2 separate regions of the Homo sapiens genome follow, and region 2 is linked to region 1. Evidence: chromatin loops called from intact Hi-C (ENCODE). Cell type or tissue: heart right ventricle. All regions are shown on one strand. Links, peaks and the distances in the headings refer to the core of each region. The heading gives the core; the rest is flanking DNA. Region 1 overlaps BICD2 (BICD cargo adaptor 2). Region 2 has its middle 4.9 kb from the start of BICD2.

Region 1 (9,493 bases), core at 4,306-9,305:
GACGGAGAGAGCCGGGAGGAGAGCCTGATCCAGGAGTCGGCCTCCAAGGAGCAGTACTACGTGCGGAAGGTGCTAGAGCTGCAGACGGAGCTGAAGCAGTTGCGCAATGTCCTCACCAACACGCAGTCGGAGAATGAGCGCCTGGCCTCTGTGGCCCAGGAGCTGAAGGAGGTGAGGGGGTGAGGAGGGGCCTAGTCTGTGGCTGCAGCAGTGCCACCAGTGTCACATAGCAGGTGTGCCTGGTGGGTGGCTGGGCTGGGCTGGCCTCTGGGGACGCTGCAGCTGGCTGGTCTGTCTTGCTTTCCTGGTCTCATCCTCCACTGCACTCCACTGCCACTGTCCTCCACGTGGCAGAAGGGAGAGAGATGGACCCACAAGTTCCACTGCCTCTGGCTTGCTTCTGTCTCACTCATGAAGCGAGTCCCATGAGCAAGTCCAGAGCAGAGGAGTGGTCAGTCAGGGAGGGGTGCAGTTAGCCCCTTGTGGAGGCTAAGGGCTGATGCCCATGGGGCACTCCTCGTCATTGGACTCCCCCCTGCCCTGGGAATGTTTTGTGTCACTCAGGGCCTGCACTGTGCCCAGCTGTAATAAGAACACAAACCCCAAATATTCCATGGAGACTCGAGGTAGGGTGTGCGTGTCTGAGAATTAGGGGTGGAGACCACCGCCAGTAGCCCCAGCTGCCACACCCCTGCCTTGTTCACAGCAGAGTGCCCGCAGGGAGGGTCTGGGTGGGTGGTCCCTGGCACCAGAGCCTGTTGGAGTCCTGGGTACCCATGGACAGCCATTGGTACATGGCACAGGCTCTACATCTGGAAATGGGACTGTGGTGTCCGTCCATGAATCCGTCCAAGTCCGTGCATGACTTGTGAACATGAAGTCAGAGGAACCAGCTTGGCTCTTGGGCCCTGATAGGGGCAAAGGCCACAGGACCAGCTGCTCATGGCCCTGACACTAAGGCCCTGGAGTTGTGGAGGACTGGGGAGCCCAGGGGAACGATGTGGCCAAAGCAGGATTTGGGAAGGTTGCTGTGGTGCCTGGAACCTGTGTAGTTTGAGCCCAGCAGGAGGAGGAGAGCCAGGAGTCTCCATCCACTGGGGCAGGTGGGAGGAGAGTCTCGCTGGCTTGAACAGGAGGCTCAGGGAAGGTTGAGTGAGCACCTGAGTGTCTTTTCTCACTGACTGGCACATATTTTAATTGAGCCCTGCCAGGGCCTCGGTGTCTGTGGAACCTGAGGAAACAGTGTGAGCAAAGCCTCATTCTCCTAGAAGGCATGTGGCAGATATCAGGGGAGAGCAGTACCCCGTGCCTGTCCCTGGGGCAGGGGCATGTTCACTGTGGTGCTGAGCCAAGGGCAGGAGGAGTGTCAGGAGAGTCCTGCAGGCCTGGGTGGGGCCCTGAAGGAGGCAGGGTCCAGCTTGGGTTTGGTGGCTACACGGGGAGTGGGCTGTGGGGACAAAAGTGAGGCTGAGACGACTGTCTTGGGGGCAAGAGGGGCCAGTGCCTTCTGAGGAAGGATGAGGCCCCATCACCAAGATGGAGGTGGGATGGTCCCTGGGGACTGCAAGTGGAGCTGGAAGTTGGCACGTGAGCTGCAGTCCTCCTGGCCGTGGCCTTTGAGGGTCAGCCCCAGGTTCTCATTGGGAATGGCTGGAGGAGTGGAGCATGGGTCGGTTGAGAATGGGCTGATACTGGCTTTGCCTTTCACTGAGCCTTGGGGCCTGGGCAAGGCCTTATCTTTAGTCCTGGCCTCAGTTTCCCCATCTGTAAACCGGCAGTCTCTGAAGCCCGTTGTAGAGGATGCCCCACAGGTCTTTCACCCCACATTGTGGGAGCACTTATGGACCCTTGTTCCTGACACAGGAGCACCACCCTCTGCAGCAGATAATCTTACGGGAGGTCAGCAGGGCATAGGCCCTGAGGGTATGCAGTGATTAGGGCTGCTGCTGTTGGCTTAGCATTCCAGTACTGAAGGATGCTGCCCTCGGGGTCAGCAGCGGAGTGAGGGGTCAGAGATCGCTGAGGCCCTAGGGGCCCAGGGAGGAGCTTGGCTTAGACTCAGGGTGGGGAGTCTCAGATCCTGAAGCGGCAGTACATGATCTCATTTCCTCTCACAAGGAGCCCTCTGGTCGGTGGGAGGAGGGGCTGTGTGTATGGAGAGATGTATCCTTGGCTGCCCCAGCTGCCATCTGTCTGGCCCGTCTATTCCTGAAAAGCGTGTGCAGGTGCTGTCTCCCCAGCCCAGCACATTCTGCCCCTTCTCTCTTCCAAGAGGCCTATCTCTGGTGGCAGAGGCCAAAGAGGGCTGGGTGACCCTGCTGGCTTCAGGTAAGACTGGAAATGAGCACAGCAAGTTAAAGATGCTGCAGGTCTTGTGGGGAAGAGAGGATTTCTGTGGTTCCTGTTTGTGCTTCAGGAGGAAATCCTGAGACTCCCTGCACACCCCTCAGCCTTCCCTGTCTCTCCTGAGGGTCCCCACCTTGGTCCCTGGGTCTGCTGTGTCCCCCATGACTGTGTCCCTGCCCTGGGTTGCTGCAGAGCTGTGGGAACCATCCCAGGTCTTCGCCTTGGGTACCTGGTTCGGGTGGAGCATCTCTAGGACTGACCTTGTCTCACCACCACCAGTCCCAGTCATGCATAGCTCTTGTCTTCTGCTGCCTGCTGTTCTGCTGGTCTGAGCCACTGTGCCAAGCTTCTCTGTGCCCACCCCCAGCGTGGCTTTCCCCAGTCACTGCCCAAGGCTCACACCCCATGGGTCAGAAAGGGTACATTTGACGATAAAACAGCCTTCATTGTATCCTTTGACCCACCACCCTGCTACCCACAACAGCCCCTCCCCTTTTTTCCTCCCTTGGGTCAACTGGTTGTCTGTCCCCCTCCACACCCCAACACACCATGAGGACCTGTGAAGCTTTACAGTAACAAACATATTTGGCATGTGTTGGACAGTTCTGATTGCCTCAGACCTGGTCCTTCTGGTGACCCTACTGGTATCTCGTCAGATGTGAAGAAACAGAGGTTTGCAAGGTTCCATCATGTGCCTAAGGTGTCCTGGCTGGTAGGGGGTGAGGTGCTTCTCAGATCCTGACTCTAACCGCTGTGTATGTGTGGGCCCTACATGTGGGCAGCCCCTCCAGCTTCTCTCCTGCTAGTGAGAGCATCTTTCCTGCCTGGGCCCCTGGGAGGTGGGTAAGCTTCTGAGGACTGGCCTGGATTGGGCCTTGGTGGGGATGTGGCTCCATTTCCCAGATGGGGAATCAGAGGCCCAGAGAGCCACAGGAGGCCTGGGGTCAGAGCTGGGTCTCATACACACACCAAGATCTTTCTTCATATTTGCCCCAAGAAGGAGTAGGGTGAAGGGGCTGGCCTAGGCCATCAAGGCAGAGATGAGAGTTTCCTGGTGTTGAGGTTGTCTGGTGGGGACAGGAGAGAGGGCAGCCGACCCCCTGCACAGTGGCTCCTTGAAACAGGCAATTGTCACACCCTGCTTGCTGATGAGCAGTCTGAGGTGTGGGGATCCCACAAAGGGGAGTTGAGATGGGACCCTGGTGGTCAGCTACAGGCCTGTGCTCCCACCTCCTTCATTTGGGCTGCCCAGTCACACGCAGCAGAGCTTGTCCCCTGTACTTCTTTGGGCTGACATCAGACAGGCTCACTGGGAGAAGGTGCTTACTTGAGGGAAAACTAAACCCCATGGCGACCAGTCAGCCTGTTTGAGCCCTTGGCAATTGGCCGTGTGCTGGATGGAGGTGCTAGGTGGCAGGCCACATGAGCCTGGCTGCCTACGCCCAGTAGTGTGGGCATGGAAGCACAGTGTTTGCGTCCTACTACAGCATCAGCAGAGATGGTGCCATCATCACCCATGACATGGTATGGCCAGGCCAGCATTTGACCTGGGTGTGCCTCTGTGTTCTGGGTTTGGCAGTGGTGCAAGGACAGAACTCCTAGTACACCTTGCCTGGGCCAGGTGATGAAGGACCCTGAGGACTCACATGAGCACTGCCAAGGGAACAGCAGTCTCGTGTGTGCCTCTGGGGGACCCTAATGGTATGAGGCATCTGGCCAGGCTCTCTGCTTCAGTCTTTAGTTGGGCATGTCACTATCTCCCTGCCCAGGCACATGGAAGCTTCTGGGCTCTCACTTCCCACTGCCTGGAGCACCTTCTAGGTTTGTTGATCTTGACTGGCAGGCCTGGGAGAGTTGGTGGGACTCAGACCTTCCCCTCAGCTTCCACTCCGCCTGAGGAGCCGGCTGGGTGGCCGCGTTGAATCAAGTGGCACATGTTTGCACACCTGCTGCAGACCACTTGCTTGCCAGTTAGCAAGGAAAAAGCAGGAACTGGGCAAACCTTTCTGGCAGAGAGGTACCCAAGTCTCCAGCTGGGGTGTGGAGAGCCTGGGTGTGACTTGGCTTGTGCAGCTCCCCTAAGCACACTCCTGGGGGGTGCTGCACTCTCACTAGCAGGAGAGAGGCTGGAGAGCCTGCCCACTCCCTATCCACCCCCCGTGTAGCCACTGTGGGGCCCGGCCCTGGTGATGGCTGTGCTGGTGCTGCTTTCTCCCGCTTCGTCCCAGCATGCACCTCGCTCACTTTCTCCTCTGGTACAAGGCTTTGCCAGGCCTTCTCTTCCTCCCTGTGTGGTATCTCTGTTTCTTTTGGTGTCAGCTTTCTGTCACTTCCTTGGGTCACTTATAATGAGAGGGCCATGTCTGCGTCCATTTGCTGTAGGTTTTAAATGTAATCTTCATTGTAAATAGTAAGCATTTGTCAGTAGTACTTGCTGTATATTGTTGACTCTCCTCCCCTCTCTGTTGCATTCCTTTTTTCCTTTGTTTTGGGAGGGATGTCCTATTTCATTTTGCCAGTATGATCGTTTTGTGTGTACTTGCATGGGATCTTGGAATCTTGTCTATAAAGTATGTTCCATTCAGATGAGTGCACACATGTGACCAGGAGAAACCATAGCATAAGCCAAGAGAACAGTGTGAGAGGTGGGCGAAGCTATGGGGCCCGCAAGATGGACAGGGCTTCTGGCCGAGAGTCCAAGAGGGCTTTGGAGCAGGGGTGGTGATGGTCTGGGGAGCCAGGCCTTTGCAGATACACAGGGAGGCAGCTGGGTCAGCAGAGTACAGGGAGGGGATAGAGAGTTTGTCAAGGGGATGATTTTGCCCCTGGGGGACATTGGCAACGTCTGGAGAGATTTTTCAGTTGTCACAATGGAGGAGGCAGCCGTGTCTGGTGGCCAGAGGTCAGGGAGCTGCTAGACATATGATGTACAGGCCGGCTCCCACCACAAAGAAGAAACGTCCCTGAATGTTGCTAGGGCTGCGGCTGAGGGGCCCAGGTCCCTGGCACATGGCAGCAAGTTGGAAATTCTGTCTTGATTGCATCCTGTTTGCCCCAACCCTGCACTAGCCTCTCCCATGACATCTCTTGGCTCCTTATGGGCAACTTAGAGCCTGAACTAATTTTTAACAGCTTTATTCAGGTGATTTACATCTCATATAGTTCACCCACATAAGGTGTACAACTCAGTGTATTTTATGATAGTCACATATATGTGCCCCATTCCACAATCTTAGAACAGTTCATTGCTCCAAAAAGAAAACCCATTTCAGTCACTCCCCATCCCCCTCCCCAGCTCCTGGCAGCCACTAACCTACTTTGTGTCTCTATGAATTTGCCTATTCTGGATATTTCATGGAAATGGAATCATATAATGCATGGCCTCTCGTGACAGGCCTTCTTTCACTCAGCAGAATGTGTTCACGGGTCATTCATGTTGTAGCATGTGTCAGTACGTCATTCCTTATTGTGGCTGAACAACATTCCATTGTGTGGAGAGACCACATTTTGTTTATTCATTCATCAGTCAATGGGCACTTGGGCTGCTTCCACCTTTTGGCAAAATGAACGCTGCTGCTGTGAACATGTGTGGACCGGTTTCTGTGTGGGCATGTGTACATTTCTCTGGGGTAGACCCTCTGTGTTTAACAGTTGCAGCACCTGCAGGCTGTTTGCCAGAGCACTATACCATTTATATGCCCACCTGCGCACTACTGTGTACATGCCCAATAATAGAAGGCAGGAACTACTTTTAACCCCATTTTAATTTAAAGATGAAGAAACCAAGGGTCGGAGCAGGCAGTCACGGGTTCCCAGGTGAGAAGGGCTGAGGGAATTTACTCTGGAACCTCTGCAGTCCGCTGTGCACTCTGGCATACTGCTCTGGGCTCCCTCTCCTCTCCAGGCAGTCACACTGGCACCTGCAGGCCAGGGCTCTTGAGTTCTGGCTGTATGGCTGGCCATGGCGTGCCTGGCTGCACTGAGCCCCTCTCGTGCCCTGTGGAGGCTGCTCATACCTGCCTTTCCCTCTCCCCCAACAGATCAACCAGAATGTGGAGATCCAGCGTGGCCGCCTGCGGGATGACATCAAGGAGTACAAATTCCGGGAAGCTCGTCTGCTGCAGGACTACTCGGAACTGGAGGAGGAGAACATCAGCCTGCAGAAGCAAGTGTCTGTGCTCAGACAGAACCAGGTGAGTCTTGGGCCTGTGGGGTGGAGGTGGCACGTGGGTTAACTGGGCCTTGAGGACCTCTTGCTCAGCCCCTCTCCCTGTTGGGAAGGGGTTCCTGTCTTATTCCACACACCCGAGGCCCAGGGCCAGCTTTACCACTGTGGAGGCAGGGGTATACTTGGTGGGACCCAGACTCTCCAAAAGATGAAACTCTGGCTGCAGTGTTTGCTGACATTGGCCAGGCTGAGGTGTCCCAGCCAACAAAAATGAAAACAAAAATCTGAGAGGTAATGAAGAGGTTACACCAGAAAACCCCAGATTGGACTTTGAGACTCCCCCATCAGGTGCTGACCATGAGGCCTGCAATATTCCTGTGTCTCTGCCTGTGACAGGGACAAGGAAGGTCCTCTCTGTCTGTGACGGGGATGAACAGGAACCCCTCTGTCTCTAATGGGGTCTCAGAGGGACCCCTGACAGGGACGAGTAGGGTCTCTGCCTGTGACAGAGATGAATAAGGAGGGTCCCTTCTCTTTGTGATGTGACTAAATTGTCATGTGCTCTGCTGTTCTGCCACTCAAGGCCTGAACTTGCTCTTCTCTCTGCAAGAGCCACACTCCTGCATGGTGGGGAATGGGAGTCTTTTCTCTCCCAAAACTTTCCCCAGAATGCCATGGATGTCTTCCTTGCTTTCCTCAAATCCTCTACCACCAAAATCCTCTGAGTCTCACCATCAGGGAATGTGGTATTTATGCCCGGAGGAGGAAGCTCATGTGTTTATGCAGAGCTCCTAGCCTGGTCCTTCTGTGACAGCTCGAGCTCATTAACAGTCTTAGCCACTGTCTACATTGTAAGTACCATTTGGTCATTGGTGCTGCTGTTGGCAGAGCCCAGCGCATGGTGGCCTTAGGAGAAGGGAAACTGAGGCTTGAGGCGACCCTGTCCTCAGGTTGGCGCTTAGTGGAGTCTGACTCTCTCTCCCTCTCTGGGATTCCTCACCTCCGCATTTGTGGTGCTGGGACTGAGGGCTCCATGCCCACCTCCTGTGAGCACACCTTGGATGTGGTAATGGGTGTCCCTTCCGACCCAAGACCCACAGAGATGTGCTCAGCACTTCCTGTTACTGGTTTGTTTCTTATTTTTTTCTCCAAATATTACAGAAAAATAAGAAATAGTTTTAGCAATTGCCCACAAATTCTGAGCCTCCACATCAGGCATCAGTTTCTATCTGCTTTTTCCTTGCCCACCTGCAGATACAATTTTCATGTAGACAAGACTTTGATGTTGCTTTTCCCACCTACCTTCGAGCTCCTCCAGGTCTGGGTGTCATGTGCATGTGGAGGTTTAGTGGTTGAGATGTTCTGCCTTGCGGGGAGTTTCTGTTCCTTCATTTTGAACTATGATTAGAAGTCATGATCATAGCACACATTGAAATATATTTTTATGTATCTTAAGATATTTAGTTAACTGTTAATGTTAATTAAATAACTTTATAGAATTTTTAATCAGCATGCACTTGGTAATATTTGTGAATGACTTAATACAAGGTTGGCAGCCTTCTATGGATGGATGTGTGTTGTTCTTGGTGCATCTCCACACGTACAGTCCTGGCTTGGGGCCACCTCAGACATTTGTGCTCCCCTTGCTGTGTCTGCTGGTCCCAGCGGTGGGTGGGCTGGGCTGAGCATTTCATTGCATTCGCATCTCATGCCCTGGAACCTTCTTAGCATCCACATCTCTGAGCAGAGGAAGCAGTCTTGGCCTGGACGGGCTGCCACCCTTCCCAGGATGGCACCTCACCTGGCGCTTCATCTTTTGCTTCATAGTGGCCGGAGTTGGTGTGCTGGTGTGTTTTCTTCATTTATGGGGCCTGAAAGGAGCTTCCACATTGCATTGATGCAAGAGCGTTGACTTCTCTTCCCAGGTGGAGTTTGAGGGCCTCAAGCATGAGATCAAGCGTCTGGAGGAGGAGACCGAGTACCTCAACAGCCAGCTGGAGGATGCCATCCGCCTCAAGGAGATCTCAGAGCGGCAGCTGGAGGAGGCGCTGGAGACCCTGAAGACGGAGCGCGAACAGAAGAACAGCCTGCGCAAGGAGCTGTCACACTACATGAGCATCAATGACTCCTTCTACACCAGCCACCTGCATGTCTCGCTGGATGGCCTCAAGTTCAGTGACGATGCTGCCGAGCCCAACAACGATGCCGAGGCCCTGGTCAATGGCTTTGAGCACGGCGGCCTGGCCAAGCTGCCACTGGACAACAAGACCTCCACGCCCAAGAAGGAGGGCCTCGCACCGCCCTCCCCCAGCCTCGTCTCCGACCTACTCAGTGAGCTCAACATCTCTGAGATCCAGAAGCTGAAGCAGCAGCTGATGCAGGTGAGCAGGCAGTGGGGCCTTCGGCACGCTGTCCCCACTCCAGGTCTGCAGGGCTCCCCGAGCAGTGCTTACCTGACACTCTGCTGATGTTAACTTTCCCTTTTCCTTACGTTGATTTTATCTCCTGCATCATTACGGTAAATGGAACTCCAGGAGCACACATAGAGGAGTCTCAGAGAAGTGGTTTCCTGGCACTGCAGCACCCACATTGCTCCCCTGTTAACTACGTGGTGTCAGGGTGAAGTGATGAGACACTGGCCCACATGTGATCCCTGCACGCAGGCCAGGTGTCAGGGGCCCACCATGGTCATGCTTGGGCTCATCCCCTGGGACATGGATCCCTGTTGATCCAAGGCAACAGAGTCCTGTCCTCCGAAGCAGAGGGCTAGGGTGCTAATATTCCCGACTACACACCCAGCCAGCCTAGAGCTCCACTTTCTTAGCCCAGATCCCCTGTAGCATGGTTGGGGAAAGAGCCTGCGTTGAGGGTGACCACCATTACTGGTGACGGTTAGTGTTCTGAGGGCCCAGCATGAATTCCATTCTTTCCACACCCTGTGTGTCTTTGTCCACCTCACTGACAGCATGGCCAAGGAAC
Region 2 (9,614 bases), core at 1,980-6,979, 48 kb before region 1:
CTGTGGTTAGAAGGTGCTCCGCTGCCAAATTGCAGATCCATCAGCACAGTGTGGGAGCCTAATTGGCTGTAAGCATAGTCTGACTAATGCTTACATTAGCTGAATGCTAATGTATGAAGTCACAGTGGCAAAACCTAGGAAGCAGGGCTTAAACATAAAATAAGAAGAAAGCAGCCACATATTGCTGAGGAGACAGAGTTCACAAACAAACAAAACAAAAACAATAGTGCACAAGAGGGGGAATTGGAATCCAGAGTTGCTTCAATACATTATCTCAAATGTCAAGTATTCAATAAAACATTATAAGACACACAAAGACCTATCCTCAGGAAAAAGAGAATTCAATAGAAATTGTGTCTGATTGTCCTCAGATATTGGATTTAGCAGACAGAGGCTTCAAAGCAAAGCAGCTATTACAAATAAGTTCAAAAAGTTAAAGAAATCCCTATTTAAATAAGCAAAAGAATGGATTATGGCAATGAATCAACAAACAGAAAACCCCAGTAAAGACAGAGGTTGTGAAAAGTACCCTTCATCCAGTTTCCCACACATTTTCTTCAAAGAAGAAACACAAACGGCAAATAAGCACCTGAAAAGATACTCAATATCAGTTGATCATTAGGGAAATGTAATGATTCCAAACCATACAAATCAAAACCATAATGAGATACCACTTCTCACCCACTGGGACGGTTTTTTTGTTTGTTTGTTTGTTTGTTTTTTTGAGACGGAGTCTCGCTCTATCGCCCAGGCTGGAGTGCAGTGGCACTATCTCCGCTTACTGCAAGCTCCACCTCCCAGGTTCACGTCATTCTCCTGCCTCAGCCTCCCAAGTAGCTGGGACTACAGGCATGCACCACCACACCTGGCTAATTTTTTGTATTTTTAGTAGAGACAGGGTTTCACCATGGTAGCCAGGATGGTCTCGATCTCCTGACCTCGTGATCCACCCGCCTCGGCCTCCCAAAGTGCTGGGATTACAAGCATAAGCCACCGTGCCTGGCTTGGGACAGTTATTTTAAAAATGGAAGTAACAAGTACTGATGAGAATTTGGAGAAATTGGAACCCTTGTGCCTTGCTGGTGGCAATGTAAAATGGTGCGGCTGCTATAAAAAACATGGCGATTCTGCAAAAAGCCAAACAAAATTACTACATGACCCAGCAATTCCACTTCTAGGTACATCCTCAAAAGAATTGAAAGCAGAGCCTCAAGCAGATACTTGTATAGCCATTTTCACAATAGCATTCAAAATAGTCAAAGGGGGCCAGTTGCGGTGGCTCACACCTGTAATCCCAGCACTTTGGGAGGCCGAGGCGGGGGGATCATGAGGTCAGGAGATTGAGACCATCCTGGCTGACATTGTGAAATCCTGTCTCCACTAAAAATACAAAAAATTAGCTGGGTGTGGTGGCAGGTGCCTGTAGTCCCAGTTACTCAGGAGGCTGAGGCAGGAGAATGGTGTGAACCCGGGAGGCAGAGCTTGCAGTGAGCCGAGATTGGGCCACTGCACTCCAGCCTGGGTGACAGAGTGACTCTGTCTCAAAAAAAAAAAAAAAAAAATAGTCGAAGGGGTAGAAACAACCAGCCTATACTAACAGACAAATGGATTAAGAAAATGTGCTACATTCATACAAATGGAACAATATTCAGCCACAAATGGAATGAATTTCTGATACAACATGGCTGAGCCTTGAAAACACTATGCTAAGATGTAACAATCGCTTCTCCTGAACCTGTCTGCGCTGAGCCAACTGCAGCCCCACACAGCATGGAGCTGCAGGGCTGTGAGACACCAGCAGCTCTTTCTCACCTCTCCATGCAAGTGTGCATGTGTGTGTGTGTGCAGACACACACACTCACACACACACTCCGTCTTGCTCCTCTTCCCTGAATTTACCCCCGGGCCACACTCATCCATGATTCCACATCTTTGTGTCTCTGGGGCCTTCTCTCTGGAGCATATTTTCCACGACTGGCAAAAACCTGCTCTCTCGAGATGCAACCCACTGTCACCCATTCTGTGCCATCTTCTGAGTCCTGCAGATGGAGTGTTGCCTCTCCCAGCCTCCCGAGTGCAGCAGAGTCAGCCACTGAAGTCTGTTCTATCTGCAACATGAACCTCCGAGGGCTGGGCTGTGTCCTGCTGCACCCAGGGAAGGCTGGTGGGCAGGGAGCTGGGATCTGGAGTCACATGGACCAGGGTTCAGATCCTGGGCTTCTCCAGTTATACCCTATGATATCTTGGACAAGTCATCCACCTTATTGTGCTCCAGTTTCCTGGTCTATAAAATGAAAACAGTGGTACCTGCTTTGTAACCTGTTTGTGAGGCTTAAGAAAGATAGTGAATATTTGCAATGTGCTAGACATAGGGCTTGGAGCAGGGTAAATGCTCAGCACATATTTTGGGGTCTTCACCACTATCATTGTTCCTGGACTGAACCGAGGGTGGGGCTGCTTGTTCTCCTGGTCCAGTAATGAGATGCAGATGACCTGGGAAAGAAGAGTTTATTTCTGTAAACAGTTACAGGGAGAAGGGCAGGGGCAATTCACCAGACCAACTCAAAGTTACAAAGCTTTTCCAGTGCTTACACACCTTCTAAGCTATATGTCTACTTGCTAGTGTGCACTCATCTAAAGACCCAAGTGATGGATTCCATGTAATCTATAACTAAGGTGTGGGTCAACCGGGCACAGTGGCTTAGGCCTATAATCCCAGCACTTTGGGAGGCTGAGGTGGGTGGATCACCTGAGGTCAGGAGTTCGAGATCAGCCTGACCAATATGGTGAAACCCCGTCTCTACTAAAAATACAAAAATTAGCTAGACGTGGTGGCGTGTGCCTGTAGTCCCAGCTACTCTGGAGGCTGAGATAGTCATTACCCTTATCTTGTCTCCAGCTAAGGTATGGAGGTCTGGGGAATTTCTTTAGACCCCTAATAAAACTTGCTTAATCCTAAACAGGTCCTGGTATGAGGAATGTAAGAATTCCTTCATTGTCTTGACATGTTTCAAGGCCCAGGAGAGGCCCGGGCAAGACTCTTGGAGGGCGTCTGTTACATTCTAGCCATTGTGTATGCGCACTGGCTCTTTCAGCCTTTACTATCTAACCATTCAGTCAGTGCTGAAGCAGTTGTTATGGAGGCCTACCTGTTCAACTGTTAGTGAGACCTGGCCTGCCACATCATCATTACTGTCTAAATTCCTAGCACAGAGGAGTTTATCAAATGCGTGATATCTGGGCCAAAGATCTTTTTTTTTTTCTTTGAGACAGAGTCTTCCTCTGTCGCCCAGGCTGGAGTGCTGGCGAGATCTCAGCTCACTGCAATCTCTGCCTTCCAGGTTCAAGTGATTCTCCTGCCTCAGCCTAGCTGGGAATAGTCCCAGAGTAGCTGGGACTACAGGTGCCCGCCACCACGCCCAGCTCATTTTTGTATTTTAGTAGAGACAGGGCTTCACCATGTTGGCCAGGCTGGCCTTGAACCCCTGACCTCAGGTGATTCACCTGCCTTGGTGTCTCAAAATGCTGGGATTACAGGCGTGAGCCACCATGCCCAACCTGGGCCAAAGATCCTTTGACGTCATACAGCATGAAAGTGTGGGGGCTGCCATGTGACTCACCATGCGGGTGGCCCAAGCCACATACACCTGGCAGGCCATCACCTGTTGGGGAGATGGCTTTACTCCTCAGCCAGTGAGGGGCAGAGAGGAGACAGGGGAAGGTGCTTACGTGGGTAGGCAGAGCTCTCCAGGGAACAGTGAGGAAGGAGGGGAGGCTGAGCTGCCAGAGTGACTACACACCAGGTTAGGTTTGAGCCTGGGCATGTCTGTGTGTGAGGACACTGCCAGCCTTTGCCTGGGCCCCTGGGGAGTCTTTGTTTATGTGCAAAGGCAGAGCAGCTTGGTTGGGAGAACATCACTTCCTGTTTTGTTGCCAGGCCCCAGCTAAGCGGTCCAGTTCTCCTAGAGGGAGCCACCCAGCTGTTCCCTGACACCCCTCAAGCCCCTCTCCCTCCCACCTCTGCTGAGGCCGCCTCCCTTATCTTATGTATCCTGCCTTCCTGGTGGAGGGCGCTTGTGTCCAGGAAGTGGTGCATGGTGAGCCCAGCCTGGTCTGTATCCGCTGAGCCCTGACCCCTAAGGGACCTTGGTTGGTGTCCCTGATATGGGTCCCAAGACTCACTAGGCCTCATCAAAGCTCCTGCCCTCCTAGAGCTAACATTCTAGGGGGACATAAGTGCACAAAGGTGAATATGCACAACATACAGTATGCAACAGAGGGAGGGAAATAGAACCAGGGAAGGGAGTCTGCAGCCTACAGCCGTGAGGGTGTAACCAAAAATAAAATTTGAAGGCACGCCCAACCATCTGAATGAACCTCCTCCTCAGCCAGGGCATTCTAAAATTTAACTTGAAAGACTAACCTGTTCAGGCCATGACATGAAGTGGGGGTTGGACATGCCCAGGGTTTATTTTACATCAACACAAACTTTAAGTCTGATAAGAAACATTTACAGTCTAGTATATCTAAAGCCTGCTATTTAAAGGTTTCATATGCATGATAAAACCTCAGCCTTTACAACCCCTGATGATAAACCAGACATTCCTTTCTACTGATAATAAATAACTTTTTCAACCAATTGCAGTCAGAATATGTTTAAATCTACCTAAGACCTGGAAGACCCCCCACCCCTTGTACACTTCAAGTTGTCCCGCCCTTCTAGATGGAACCAATGTAAATCTTACATGTATTGATTGATGTATCACTGTTACTGGAAAGGGGTTCTGATCCAGACCCCAAAAGAGGGTTCCTGGACTTCGTGCAAAAAAGAATTCTGGGTGACTCCATAGAGTAAAGTGAAAGCAAGTTTATTAGGAAAGTAAAGGAATAAAGAGTGGCTACTCCATAGGCAGAGCAGCATCATGGGCTGCTTGACTAAGGATACTTATAGTCATTTCTTGATGATATGCTAAAGAAGGGTGGATTATTCATGAGTTTTCTGGGGAAGTGGTAGGCACTTTGCAGAACTGAGGGTTCATCCCCTTGTTAGACCATATAGGGTAACTTCCTGACATTGGCATGGCATTTGTAAACTGTCACGGCGCTGGTGTGAGTGTCTTAGCATGCTAATGCATTATAACTAGCACATTATGAGCAGTGAGAATGACTAGAGGTCACTTTTATTGCCATCTTGGTTTTGGTGGGTTTTGTCTGCCTTCTTTTTTTTTTTTGAGGCAGAGTCTCGTTCTGTCACCCAGGCTGGAGTGTGGTGGCGTGATCTTGGCTCACTGCAAACTCTGCCTCTCGGGTTCAAGCAATTCTCCTGCCTCAGCCTCCCGAGTAGCTGGGATTACAGGCACCCGCCACCACTCCCGGCTAATTTTTGTATTTTTTTAGTAGAGACGGGGTTTCACCATGGTGGCCAGGTTGGTCTCGCATTCCTGACCTCAGGTCATCTGCCCGCCTCAGCCTCCCAAAGTGCTCGGATTAAAGGCGTGAGCCACCGTGCCCAGCCTTGTCTGGCTTCTTTACTGCAACCTGTTTTATCAGCACGGTCTTTGTGACCTTTATCTTGTGCCAACCTCCTATCTCATCCTGTGAGTTAGAATGCCTAACTTCCTGGGAATGCTGCCCAGTAGGTCTCAGCCTTATTTTACTCAGCCCCTATTTGAGATGGAGTTGCTCTGGTTCAAATGTCTCTGACATTATGTCTCCCAAAAATGTATAAAAGCAAGCTGTACCTTGACCACCTTGGGCACATGTCATTAGGATCTCCTAAGGCTGTGTCATGGATGCATCCTTAACCTTGGCAAAATAAACTTTCTGAGTTGATTAAGATTTGTCTCAGATACTTTTTGGTTTACAAGAGCTACACAAGAGGAGAGGGGAAGGAAGAGGTTGAGGAAGGGCCACACTTGAGCGTGCAGGGCCTTGGAGGTAGCTGTGATGATGGGGCTTTGACTTTGGTTGGGTTTTGAGCAGAGTGGGAATGGGACCTGACTTGGGTCTAAGGAAACTCTTGGCTGCCCTGCTGTGAGAGAAGCCTAGGGGAAGGAGGAGGCAAGGAGGCAGTGAGAGGGTGACGGTAATGGTCCAGGTGATAGGGACTGGGGCAGAGAAATTCCAGGTAGAAAAGGGCGGGTCCCTGGTGAAGCCTCACCGTCAAGCTGAAAGGCCTGAAACCGCAGCCCAAAATAAGAACTTATATCCCTGTTTCCCACTCAAATGTCGCTGTTTCCTAAACTACCCATGGCCCCGCCCTGCCCCATCCTTTGCCTATAAGGACCCCAGGCTCAGCCAGCAGACAGGAGAAGCAGCTGGATGTCGGGGACTATGGCTGGATGTTGGAGAGAAGCGGCTTGACTTCAGAGTGACAGCTTGATGGTGTAACTTTGGAGAAGAGTCTGGCCAGAGACAGAGAGACTTGAGGAGAAGAAGGTGGCATCATTTCTACCCCTCAGGGTATTGTGAAGATTGAATGAGAAGATGTATGTCACGTACCTGGCAATGTTGGGAACACATGCAGAGCTCAGTAAGAGGTGGCTCATTATCTGCTGCCAGGATCACCCTGCTTCTCTTATCTTTGCAAGCCCCCTATTCCTGCAGCCTTGGGCTGGCCAGTTCCTGTGCATCCTCTGGGTCTCCCTCAGGTGTCTTCTCAGGGAAGCCTTTCCCGATCCACCCCACCCCATCACACATTGCCACTCGCACCCAGAGCTGTCCCTCCTGCCAGAAGGAAGACCACAAGGGTAGTGACAGACCCTCTGCCCCCAGCACCTAGGAGAGTCCCTACCTGTAACAGAATGTTCCTGAAACCTTCCCTGGCCTCCCTTCCACCACCACCTGTTTCCAAGTTCAAAGCGCCATGGTCAGTCCCTGCGTGGGACTCCCATGGTCTTTCTCCCTCCCTCCTCAGACCTGCCCCACAGCAAGGTATGGCGGGGGGTGGGGAGGTTCGAGTCAGATCAGCCTGGATCAGGTGCAGGTGTTGCCCTGAGGCTGTGTGACCTTGGGCAAGTCACTGTGGGGCATCAGTCCCTCCCTTGCTAAGTACACACTCAAACAAGTCTTGTTCCTTCTTTACACTGGGAGCTCTCCCACTTACAGTTAACAATTTGCCCAGCCCAAGACAGTCCCAGGTAAGCCAGGAAGGTTGGTCTTCCTATTCCTACTACAACTGAACTCCTTAAAATTAGTTAATTTCACAAGCCAATCTATGACACATTCTCCTCAGACAAACAAAACACTAAAAAGAATCAGGGCTCCTTGGGGAAATGACTGATTTCAGGTCTGGGACATGGAGAGCACAAGATGATCTTGGAACAATTTGCATCAGACATCAAGGAAGTAATAACAATAATAACAAATTACGATGTTTTGAAGACATGGAGCCAGCTTGGAGGAGCTCCCACGGGCCAAATCTGCTACCATTTGAGCATCAAAGCAAGTAAGGAAAGTAATGGATTGTAACCCACGGAGTAAAATAAGAATCCATGGATCCATACTGCTAATGAATGAGAGAGAAGGGAATAGATGAGAAGGTATAGGTGCCTCACAGTACAAAGGCAACTCATAAATGGAGAAGGACTAATGGAAATAGAAAAGCAGCCAGTATGGCTGGTCGCGGTCGCTCACGCCTGTAATCTTAACACTTTGGGAGGCCGAGGCAGGCAGATCACGAGGTCAAGAGATCGAGACCATCCTGGCCAACATGGTGAAACCCACTCTCTACTAAAAAAAAAAAAAAAAAAAAAAAAATTAGCTGGGCATGGTGGCATGCGCCTGTAGTCCCAGCTACTCGGGAGGCTGAGGCAGAATCACTTGAACCCGGGAAGCAGAGGTTGCAGTGAGCCGAAATTGCATCTCTGCCCTCCAGCCTGGGGACAGAGCGAGACTCTGTCTCAAAAAAAAAAAAAAAAAAAAAAAAAAAAAAGCAGACAGTATGGTAATAATTATTTCAGGCAAGAAGTAGTCATGAATGCCAAAACCAGTGGGTCAAGGTTTGAGGAGTCATAGGCTATATCTATGGTTGCAAAGTCTTCACTCATGACACTAATTACCAAAGAAAAACCCAGCATCAATCAGAGAAATGCAAATCGACATCACATACCTCCCGGCTGGTGCTCTGAAAACTCAGCAACACCTCAGTGACAGTCCTGCCAGAAACGCATCACCTCATCACCCCATGAGCATATACCAGTGTGCACTGCACTCCTCAGAAAGGTCAATCAAAGGAGACTCAGGAAACCTGACGACTGAATGCAACTGGATCCTGGACCACAAAAACAATACTGAAACTCTCCAGTATGGTGTTGGGCCCTCGTGCAATTAGAGTGTGGACTGTGCATTAGATAGTGTCAGTACCCTGTGTGCTGTGATTTCTGCTGTCATGGCTTCTTTCTAATTTGGTCTTGAGGGAGAGTGACCATAAGCCAAGATAGCCACTCTCTAGGAGAACCGAATGGGTGTGGGGTTCAGGTGAGATACAATGAGAAAGTAAAATTAAAAGGTACAAAACAGAAGGAATTTATTATTCTTAGGTTCCGGAGAGGTTAGGGATGCCTAAGAGAGGCGGACAAGCAGATGGAGAGGGGCAGTGAGAGACGGTGGGAAGGAAGGGACTATGGCTGTGCTAGGGTCCATGGAAATCATCCTTTAGGATTTCCCTTGGGGCCTGTGGACTGGCTAAAGAAAATACGAGGGAAGGGTGAACTCATCTGCACTGATACTGGCCATTAGGTGCTATGGCGGTCAGCGGCTGTGGGGTGTGTTGCGCTTTAGGTCAATGAGATAAAGAATAAACGAGTTATCTCACACACCACCATATACGGAGAAGTGTTACCTACGCCAAGGCGAAGGGTACGACTGGCTTTCAAACAACTTAAGTCAGGCCTAAAAATAGATGCGGAGACAACAATTATATTTACCACGTTTATGACCCTGTATTAATGGAAATGTCTTTATTCCCAAGAAATAGACCTTGAAGGACTGAGGGGCGGTGCTGAGGTTCCCGCTGGCCCCTGGGCGCCCCCTGCTGGCCCGTCCTCCTCCCGCCCCCAGACGTCTGCACAGAGCATGCGTCACACCGTCCACGGGTTTCCAGCAGCAGCCGTTCACCCGCGCTCTCGGATGCGCTTCTAGCTCGTGGCCTCCCGGGCTCTGTCCGCGTTGTTCGTCCCACGGTCGGGAGCCCAGTCCTGCCGCCCCGCACCCGCCTCCCCCTGGGGGTTCTCCCGGCAGCCGTCTTGCCACCCCGCGTGGCCGCCGGCTGCCAGAGGCACAGGGGAGCGCGAGGCCCGGCGACCGAGCAGTGTCCCCGGCTCTGAGTGTGGGGAAGGCCGCGGGGCCGCGCCCACTCGACCGCCGTCCAGGGGACTGCAAGGCGCCGGTACATCCGGCTCGACGCTGGCGGCGCAGGCCAATCACGGACGGGGACGGGTGGGCGCGGGGCTGGACGGGTTTTGTAGTCGGTGCGCTAGCGGGACTACTGTCCCCACAGCCCCCTGGGCCACATTGGCGTCAGTGGCTGCGCCCGAGGGCCCGCCCCTCACAGAGCATGGGCCAATCATAGCCGGGGGCCGGGCGGGCGCCGGGCATGATGGACCTTGTGGTCG

What was found. A loop is a pair of places that touch in the nucleus more often than their neighbours do. Peaks named below come from ENCODE experiments on the same cell type or tissue, not always from the same donor. Only the 100,000 strongest peaks of a DNase experiment are listed, where the experiment ranks them.
Region 2: a loop joins it to region 1, with 3 times the contacts of the local background. A loop is called at or near these places in 58 of 110 quality-filtered maps.

What each region holds. Positions count from the first base shown.
Region 1 is chr9:92,719,702-92,729,194 of GRCh38, reverse strand. BICD2 (BICD cargo adaptor 2) reads left to right here. Exons shown (of 7, transcript NM_001003800.2): 2 at 1-171; 3 at 6,387-6,539; 4 at 8,440-8,895. Among named protein-coding and RNA genes, the nearest start is that of BICD2, 40 kb to the left of the region's middle. RefSeq lists enhancers at 1-97, 1-606, 3,256-4,111, 4,112-4,968. In heart right ventricle, for the core only: no CTCF peak of the experiment used is centred there; no DNase peak of the experiment used is centred there.
Region 2 is chr9:92,764,926-92,774,539 of GRCh38, reverse strand. No RefSeq gene overlaps it. Among named protein-coding and RNA genes, the nearest start is that of BICD2, 4.9 kb to the right of the region's middle. RefSeq lists silencers at 8,115-8,164, 9,017-9,614. In heart right ventricle, for the core only: no CTCF peak of the experiment used is centred there; a DNase peak (open chromatin) is centred at 3,919; H3K27ac peaks cover 1,985 bases.